2 separate regions of the Homo sapiens genome follow, and region 1 is linked to region 2. The links are chromatin contacts, found by Hi-C or POLR2A ChIA-PET in ENCODE. All regions are on one chromosome and are shown on one strand. The core of a region is the stretch at or near the end of the contact, and the rest is flanking DNA. Distances in the headings are between cores, read along the strand shown.

Region 1 (4,577 bases), core at 1,173-3,672, 80 kb before region 2:
TCGGCTCACTGCAACCTCTGCCTCCCAGGTTCAAGCGATTCTCCTGCCTCAGCCTCTCGAGTAGCTGGGATTACAGGGATGCACCATCATGCCTCGCTAATTTTTTTGTATTTTAGTAGAGACGGGGTTTCTCCATGTTGGTCAGGCTGGTCTCAAACTTCTGACCTCAGGTAATCCGCCCGCCTCGGCCTCCCAAAGTGCTGGGATTACAGGTGTGAGCCACTGCACCCAGCCTATTTATTTATTTTCTTGAGACAGGGTCTCGCTCTGGAGTGCTGTGGTGTGTTCATAGCTCACTGCAACCTTGACCTCCTGGGCTCAGGTGGTCCTATGCCCTCTGATTCCTGAGTAGCTGGGACCACAGGCGTGTGCCACCACACCTGGCTAATTTTTTTTTTTTTTAATTTGTAGAGACAGGGTCTTCTACGTTGCCCAGGCTGGTCTCAAACTCCTGGTCTCAAGTGATCCTCCTGCCTCAGTCTCCTAAAGTGCTGAAATTACAGGTGTGAGGCACTGTGCCTGGCCTTGATGGGCACTTTGGAAATGTTTACTGAAAATAAGATGCTTTTTGCCTTCCAACCATTAATTCCACTGGTGGGAATTTATCCTTCAGAAACATTCCTACAATGGTTTAAACATTATCTATGAAAGTAAAAAATTAGCAGCATCCTAGTTTACAGTGATGAAAGAAAAATCAAATAAACCTGTATATACTATTTTTTAAAAACTAAATAATATTTCCAATGGTTTTTTAACAACTTGTACTTTTCTTGTGTGTCTCATTTTTGCATTAGATTGTTTGCCTTTCTTACCATTTGCTAAAGATCTTCATAGAACCTGGTATGTTTCAAATATTTTAGCTCTATCACTTGCCTTTTAAGTATGTTTATGCTAATTTTCAACTTTCAAAAATTTTACATATAGTGTTATGCTTAGAAAAACCTTCCTCAGCACCAAGGTTATATAAACAACCACCTATGTTTTGTCTACAACTTTTATGGCTTCTTTTTTTTTTTAACCATGTAAATATTTAATCTCTGAAATTTATTTTTATTTATCATGTGAGGTTAATCATTAACCTTATTTTCTTCCAAATGGTTGGTTAGTAATCCTTGCATCATTTGTTGAATAATCCACCCTCCTCCTCCAGATTCAAAATGTGACCTGAATTAATTAATCTTCAGGCTTCCAAAGAACAAACTTTTAAATAAATAAATTGGCCAACCTTTTTTTTTTTGAGATGCAGTCTTGCTCTGTTGCTCAGGCTGGAGTGCAATGGCTCGATCTCGGCTCACTGCAACCTCTGCCTCCCGGGTTCAAGTGATCCTCCCGCCTCAGCCTCCCAAGTAGCTTGGATTACAGGAGCGTGACATCACACCTGGTTAATTTTTGTATTTTTAGTAGAAATGGGGTTTCACCATGTTGACCAAGCTGGTCTTGAACTCCTAGCCTCAGGCCTCCCAAAGTGCTGGGATTGCAGGCATGAGCCACCATGCCCAGCTATAAATTGGCCAAACTTAAATGGCAATTTCCCCATCTTCCTGTCCTCTCCCAAGGCAATTTTGTGGCTTTTTTAGTTCTCTTCTTTAAACAACTGCTATCTAAGCTTCATGACTTATTTTTCCATATGGAAAGAATATAAACTGATACGTTCCAAGCTATCATCGAAAGAGGCTCTCTCCAGGTTTTCAGGTGCTACCTAAAATGTATGCACCCACAGGAAAATTGCAGGTTTCCAGGTCTTTTTTCATAACCCTCTTCCCTAAAAGAATGCCTTCTCGCCAGGTGCAGTGGCTCACGCCTGTAATCCCAGCACTTTGGGAGGCCAAGGCAGGTGGATCACGAGGTCAGGAGTTCGAGACCAGCCTGACCAACATGGTGAAACCCCGTCTCCACTAAAAATACAAAGATTAGCCGGGCGTGGTGGTGCCTGCCTATAATCCCAGCTACTCAGGAGCCTGAAGCAGGAGAATCGCTTGAACCCAGGAGGTGGAGGTTGCAGTGAGCCGAGGTCGTACCATTGCACTCCAGCCTGGGCTACAGAGCAAGACTCTGTCTAAAAAAAAAAAAAAAAAGCCTTCTCAAAAGGGAAAAGAACACTACTTAAAGTAGAGTGATAGGTTAAGCAACTTCTACAGGCCTTCCAAATCCTCACTTGAGTATCATTACTGCCGAGGCTCTCAATCCCCAGAGGGAAGTGTGTTTCATGCCGGTGAGAGGCTCAACCACCGCATCCCCGAAATGCCTTGTAAGACACCCTCTTCCTATTGCTCCCTTCAGGGTCCTAACGCTACCGTGGATATTGTCAAATACAAAGCAAGAGACACAGCAAGATGCCCACGGAGAGGCCGACGGTCAGCCATGTTCAACCACCTGCAGCTTCAAACTCTCTCACTAGAGGCCGGCAGAGACTCAGTTTGCTGTGGATTATCAGAACCTGAACATTGACTTGAAAGAAGACAGGCCCCTTGGAGGAGGCCAGGCCCCCCAAGAATAGGTTGGAGGTCAAGGGGATGGTGACACAGGGGTGGAAAAGATCGAAGCAGCAGACTTCAGGGCTGCGGATGAGAGGCATGTGGAGAGAGGGACTGACATACTGGTCGCTCCGTGCCCTGCTATCCTTAAATCATTTCCTTCACAGAAGGCCCCACCTCCTTGCTCCACGAGGCAAAGAGAACAGGCAGCCCCACCAGGCCAGTGCTCTCTGGGACCCAGACAGGCAGCTGTGAAAAGATGGGAGCACTGGCTGGGCGTGGTGGCTCACACCTGTAATCTCAGCATTTTGGGAGGCTGAGTCGAGCGGATCACCTGAGGTCCGGAGTTCGAGACCAGCATGACCAACATGGTGAAACCCCATCTCTACTAAAAATACCAAAATTAGCCGGGCATGGTGGTACACAACTGTAATCCCAGCTACTCGGGAGGCTGAGGCACGAGAATCGCTTGAATCTGAGGGGTGGAGGTTGCAGTGAGCCGAGATCGCGCCATTGCACTCCAGCCTGGGTGACAGAGTGAAACTGTGTCTCAAATAAATAAATAAATAATAAAATAATAAAACAAAATATTTTTTAAGAGAAGACAGAGCACCACCCCCAGCCAGTGCCCACCCAGGTGACCTCAGGGACTCTCGCCATCCCCGAGGCTTGGCCTTCTCAAATCCAGAGTGGAGATGACAGTTTACGGACGGGCTTCATGAACTGGAAACATGAGGGAAAGCTCTCCTCACGGGTCCCTTCCCCAGAGCTGTTTCCTCTGAACCCTCAGGTCTGGGGCAGATCCAGACGTATCCACTCACTGTGCCAGGTCAGCAGGTGACCAGCAGCATCCCTGTCACACCTCAGGGGTACCCCCTACCCCAGCCAGTTAAAGAAGGGAAAAAACTCAGCTCAAGCTGAAAGCGCCCAGACTTCCATGAAGCATGCCAGACATTTCCATTTAATTTTGTTACAATCACCAACCGCCCTAAATGACAATTTATCCAACTGCCCAGCCTTGTTTGTCTTCCTATTTATAGTCCACAAAGCCGGGCATGTGGTAGAAGAATTGGAAACTGTCCTAGCTGTGACTGTGAAGAAAGAGGGGGAGGGAAGGAGAGGTAGAAAACAAAGAGACAGCAAGAGAACTAACAAAGCTAAAAAGCCCTTTCACACGCAAGCTATGGATGCTTCTGATACACTCAGGGAATTTTTAACTTCATGGCTTCGGCCGATGATGCAAACACTCCCACGGTATTAGTTAGAACTCTTAGGTTGCAAGTGACAGAAATAAACTTGTTCACTTAAGCAAAAAGGAGGTATTCATTATTTAAAATAGATGTCTCCGCCAGACACAGTGGCTCACACCCGTAATCCCAGCACTTTGGGAGGCCAAGGCGGGTGGATCGCCTGAGGTCAGGAGTTTGAGACCAGCCTGGCCAACATGGTGAAACCCTGTCTCTACTAAAAAGAAAAATACAAAATTAGCCGGGTGTGGTGCCGCATGCTTGTAATCCCAGCTACTTGGGAGGCTGAGGCAGGAGAATCGTTTGAACCCGGGAGGCGGAGGTTGCAGTGAGGTGAGATTGCACCATTGCACTCCAGCCTGGGCAGCAAGAGCAAAACTCCGTCTCAAAATAAATAAATAAATAAATAAATAAATTAATTAATTAATTAAAATAAAATAAGATGTCTCAAAAACCCAAGGACGAGACACAGTGGCCTGGAGGAGGACTGGAACTGGGAGAGGCAAAGCTCTTAGGACTGGAGGCAAGATTCCCCCTCCATCTCTCATGCCGGTCCGCATGGTAGAAAGTGGGCACCCCACATTGCATTATCCTTCCAAGAACAGCCATCTGCAGAGCCAATCCGGAGCACTTCAGCCCCAATTTCAAAATCCCGAGAGAGAGAATTCGATTGGCCTGGTCAGACCAGCGGTCCATCCATGGTCTGATCAACCATGACCAGGCAGGCGGGCGGCCCAGCACAGCCAGGCTCCAGGGGCCACTGTATTCGTCTGCTTGGGCTGCCCTAACAAAATTGTGCAGTCTGGGTGGCTCACACAACAGAAATTTATTTTCTCACAGTTTCAGAAGCTGGAAG
Region 2 (5,132 bases), core at 2,633-5,132:
CATTCACCCAGTCCAGAGGGACAAGAGACAGTGGAGCTGGACAGGTCATCAGTCCCCACCAGCAGGAGGCAGCTGGAACTCCTCCCACTAGGAGGAGAGGCAAAATGCTTGCATCACCTTCTTGGTACCTGGGCTGCTTATATCCTGGAGGCTCCAAAATAACTTATATAGGCAGCCACTTTAGAGCCAAGCTTGCCTGCAGAACAACAGGTTTTCCTGTTCAGATACAACTCATCTTTGACTCTCTCGCCCACCCTCAGCCACCAGCACGGTAAAGGCCTCATCCTATAACATTGGGTAAGCCATCCGGGACTCCTCATTTGATTGTGTTGGTTCCTGCTCTGGTCAAGCTCATATTACAAACAAAGGGATAATCTCCTTAATATATAAAATACTCCCGTTAGTCAATAAGAAAAAGACCACCAACTCAATAGAAAAATTGTCAAGTTACGAACAGAAAACCCAACACAAATTGTCCTTAAATATATGAAAAGAAACTCAATTTCACTCATAAAAAGAATGACATTGAAATATCATTTTTTACCTATCGGATTAGCACAAATCTAAATTTTATAATATATTCTCTTTGTGGAGCTGAGATAAAACACATGCATTGCTGGTGAGAGCGTAACCTGGGGAGCAATTTGGCAATATTTATCAAATCAAATATCATGTACTCTTTGACCCAGCATATATGTATATATATGAGGAGATTTATTATGGGAATTGGCTCAGGTGATTACGGAGGCTGAGAAGTCCCACCATCTGCCGCCTGCAAGCTGGAGGGCCTGGGAAATGCAGTCTGAGTCTTAAAGCCTGAGAACCAGGATCGAGAACCAGGAGCTCCAGTGTTGGAGGGCAGGAGAAGATGGATATCCCAGCTCAAGAAGACAAAGCAAGTTTGCCCCTACTCTGCCTTTTTGTTCTGTTCAGCTCTTAATGGATGGATGATGCCCACCTACACTGGTGAGGGTGAATCTTCACTTAGTCTATCAACTCCGATCTTCATCTTCTCCAGAAACATCCTCACAGACACACCCAGAAATCGTGTTTTACCAGCTATGTGGTCATTCCTTGGCCCAGTCAAGTTAACACATGAAATTAACCATCACACAGCCCAACAATTCCAGTTCTAGAACTGATCCTACAAATGCAAAATGATGGGTATATATACCAAGCCATTCACTTCTTTCAGCAAAATACTGGAAACAATCGAAATGTTCATGAAATCAGTAGATGGGGCCAGGCACAAAGGGGAACCCCTGTAACCCTAGCTACTTGGGAGACTGAGGTAGGAATATTGCTAGAGCCTGGGAGTTCAATGCTGTCGTGCACGATGGTCATGCCCGTGAATAGCCACTGTACTCCAGCCTGGGCAACATTAGCGAGACCTCAATCTCATCTCTTAAGAAAAATTAGGTTACAAAAAGATGGTACATCCATATACTCTCCCATACAACTTTTAAATCTTTTCTTCTCTTCTTCTTTTTTTTTTGAGACAGAGTTTCTGTCTTGTTGCCCAGGCTGGAGTGCAATGGCGGGACCTTGGCTCACTGCAACCTCTGCCTCCTGGGTTCAAGCGATTCTCCTGCCTCAGTCTCCTGAGTAGCTAGGATTACAGGTGTGCACCATCATGCCCAGCTAATTTTTGTATTTTTTTAGTAGAGATGGGGTTTCACCATGAACAGGCCAGGCTGGTCTCGAACTCCTGACCTAGTGATCTGCCCACCTCGGCCTCCTAAAGTGCTGGGATTACAGGTGTGAGCCACCACGCACGGCTCTTCTCTTCTTTAACAGGACAGAATACATTTCAGCTCCAAAACCAGCATTGTCTTTAATGGGGACTCCTAGAGGCATTCCCACCAAGTTAGGAACAAGACAGCACGCCCACTGTTACCAGCGTAAATCAACAATGTACCGGAGGTGCTAACCCACACAATAAGGTAAGGCAAAGAAAACAGAGATAGGAAAGTTGGAAAGGAGAAAGTAAAACCTTCATAATTTGAAGATAATAAGATTATAAAGCCAGGCATGGTGGCTCGCACCCGTAATCCCAGCTCTTTGGGAGGCTGAGGTGGGAGGATTACGTGAGTGCAGGAGGTTCCAGACCAGCCTGGGCGACATAGTGAGACTTCATCTCTACAAAAAATACAAAATTAGCTGAGTGTGGTGGTGTGCGCTTGTAATCCCAGCTACTCCAGAGGCTGAAGTGGGAGGATCCCTTAAACCCAAGAGGTGGAGACTGCAGTGAGCCAAGGTGCTACCACTGTACTGCAGCCTGGGGGACAGAGCAAGACTATGTTAAAAAAAAAAATACACACACACACACACACACACACACACACACACACACCCCTGGCAAATGCAAGCAAACGATCTGTGAAATGCTACAAATAGCAATAATTTATTAATTATCAGTGAACAAAACTCAATCATAGAGGTCAGTAGCTCTCACATTCCCGCTTTAGGATGATGGGGTACCAGTAAGACCAGGGACCTCCATAAACATGAGCCTGAGGGAAGAACATGTAATTTCCCTCTACCTTCCTAAGTTGATAGCTGGAACAAGCCTTCTGTGACAAAAGATAGATTAACAAGAGAAAAGCCATTTTTATGTTAATGCGCACAGTTTACATCTTGTGGGAGGAGCCTCAGTTCAAAGGTGTAGCTCTCAAGGAAGTGGCTTGAAGCTCTGCCTTAAATAGTATTTTATCAAAAAGCCGTAATTTTTTTTTTTTTTTTTTTTGAGACGGAGTCTCTCTCTGTGGCCCAGGCTGGAGTGCAGTGGCGCGATCTCGGCTCACTGCAAGCTCCGCCTCCCGGGTTCATGCCATTCTCCTGCCTCAGCCTCCCGAGTAGCTGGGACTACAGGCGCCCGCCACCGCACCCGGCTAATTTTTTTGTATTTTTAGTAGAGACGGGGTTTCACTGTATTAGCCAGGATGGTCTCGATCTCCTGACCTCGTGATCCGCCCACCTCAGCCTCCAAAAGTCCTGGGATTACAGGCTTGAGCCACAGCGCCCGGTGAAAAGCCATAAATCTTGGAGTGGTGACACGACAAAGGAGAGTCTTGCGAAGGCAGGAAAACTCTGGGAAGGGAGTAAAGTTAGCTCCCAAATTTCCCTGGTCCCATTGGCACCATCTCTGAGTTGATGAGCAAGTTGTTTGAGGAAATTTTCCATCTCTGGTTTTACACAGGAAAGCTGGAGGGGAGGTAGAAGGATCTCGTCTTTGTGAATTGCTGTCCTGCCATCGGGCAAGCAGAGGGAAAGGCTGAGTGCCCCCCTGCATTTAGCCTTCTTCAGCCCAACAATCACAGTGTTTTATTATTTATTTATTTGTTAATTAATTTGTTAATTAATTTATTCATTTAGAAATGGAGTCTCACTCTGTAGCCCAGGCTGGAGTGCAGTGGCACGATCTTGGCTACTGCAACCTCTGCCTCCTGGGTTCAGGTGATTCTCCTGCCTCAGCCTCCCAAGTAGTTGGGATTACAGGCATGAGCCATCACGCCCGGCTAATTTTTGTATTTTTAGTAGAGCTTGGCTACGTTGGCCAGGCTGGTTTCAAATGTCTGAGCTCAGGTGATCCGCCTGCCTCGGTCTCCCAAAGTGCTGGGATTACAGGTGTGAGCTACCGCGCCTGGCCGGCAGTATTTTAATTAGTTTATTTATGTAGTGTTTTACGCTTATGTAATACTCAGTATTTTAGAGAGAAATATTTAGGTTTCCTTCAAGCCCACTGCTGCACTTCATTTGCTGTGAAATGAGTTCTTCAGCGAGAGGCAGTGCTGGATGGAACAGCACACGATGACTAAGGCATTTTATAAATCTGCTTTTGGCAGGAATTTCTCCGCAGCCAGCATCCATGCCAGGCCTGTTCAGAGATGAGGGAGGTGTGGCCCCTGCCTTCCTGGAACCTATCCCAGCAGCCAGAACAGACAAGGACACCTGCAGTTCCAGTCTCTTGGGCCTAGTGCTGTGGGAAAATAGGAGGTGCCCATGATTAGGGCAGGAGGGGACCAGGGGCTGCCTGGAAGAGGCAATATGTGAAGGGTGGTGGAGGTGGGCAGGGTGAAGGGTGGAGTGAGGGCCTTCTACAGCAGGGAATGAATGGCATGACAGCAGGGGACAAGGATGTATCTGCGGAACCCCGGGAAATCTAGTCAAAACTGATGTGGCAGGGCTTTCAATGAAGAAGCACGTGAGGTCCTTCAACAGTGCCAGGCTCAATGGCGTGAGCACGACATGGGCTGGGGCTGGTGAGGATGTTGCAGGGGGCAGGAGCACATTGATTAGATGTGGGGAAGATACTAGGGATGTGTGTGTGTGAAGTTGTCCAAGGAGGCCAGGGCATAGGTCCAGGGGCAGTAATGAAGGAGGGTCTCTCCAAGATCATAGTCCTGACCTGGGCTGCCCATTAGAACCTCCCAAGAAGCACTGTGCTAAGTTGAGGAGCAGGGTCTCCTCTGAGGGCCACTGGCCATTCTGTCACATAGGAGGGACCAGCCACCTGTCCTCTGTAAAAGGGTCTTGGACATCACTCGGAGATAAAGTGGGAACTGGTCAGGAGACAGAGGTGTGTGTGCGCCTGTGGGTGGGACGGGAGTGAGCTGAGGTGAACCTGCAGCAGAACTGATGACAGCAAAGGAGCCTGGCAGTGAGTCAGCCAGGGTGGCTGGAGCCAGGGCATGGTGGGCACTGCGAGCCAGAGAGCATGGGGTGGGAGGCTGGACCTCCAAACCCTTCCAGGAGCCTGGTGCTGGGTGGTGCCCGGCCAGCCCGGCCACAGATGAGCTCAGCCTCTGCAGGGGCTCTTACCATGTTCTGGAAGCATCCTGATGGGGGTCGGGGGGCTAGGACCCTGCAAAGAGCACACGAGGCCACAGGGCAGGGCTCTGGCTCTTGGGTCAACGTTAACAGTCCTCTTGTCAGGGACAGGAGGAAAGTCACCTGGAGGGGGATGTTGGATTAACCTACCTGCCTTCTTGGGCTCACAGGGGACAAGGCCTTGATGCCCCTCTCTCTGTCCATTCAGGGTCCTGACTGAAAGGGTGGAGGATGGCAGGTAGAAGGTGCTCTGAGCATTCCTCCCCTGCCTCCTCACAGAGACGTCAAGGTAGAGGGCAGGC

What was found. A loop is a pair of places that touch in the nucleus more often than their neighbours do. ChIA-PET counts read pairs that join two places held with the same protein, here RNA polymerase II (POLR2A). Pooled maps may share reads with other maps.
Region 1: a map of astrocyte of the cerebellum shows a loop between it and region 2 (2.6-fold over the local background). The contact joins two enhancer-like sites. A Hi-C loop is called at or near these places in 43 of 168 maps with a recorded cell type or tissue (Caco-2, Calu3, HCT116 and 26 more), 10 of 37 single-sample maps with no recorded cell type and 32 of 50 pooled maps. POLR2A ChIA-PET finds 5 or more read pairs at or near these places in 6 of 52 experiments (A549, H1, Panc1 and 3 more).

Annotation. Positions count from the first base shown.
Region 1 is chr2:232,667,101-232,671,677 of GRCh38, reverse strand. The region is part of intron 2 of EFHD1 (EF-hand domain family member D1); the gene reads right to left. Among named protein-coding and RNA genes, the nearest start is that of GIGYF2, 28 kb to the left of the region's middle. Within about 2 kb of position 2,422, at least 6 of the 41 ENCODE cell types and tissues checked have a DNase peak (open chromatin) inside an H3K27ac peak, as active enhancers do; they include ascending aorta and dorsolateral prefrontal cortex, where a contact is called at or near this core.
Region 2 is chr2:232,587,806-232,592,937 of GRCh38, reverse strand. All of the region lies in intron 3 of LOC105373929 (a long non-coding RNA gene), which reads left to right. Among named protein-coding and RNA genes, the nearest start is that of EIF4E2, 40 kb to the right of the region's middle. Within about 2 kb of position 3,882, at least 16 of the 41 ENCODE cell types and tissues checked have a DNase peak (open chromatin) inside an H3K27ac peak, as active enhancers do; they include ascending aorta and dorsolateral prefrontal cortex, where a contact is called at or near this core.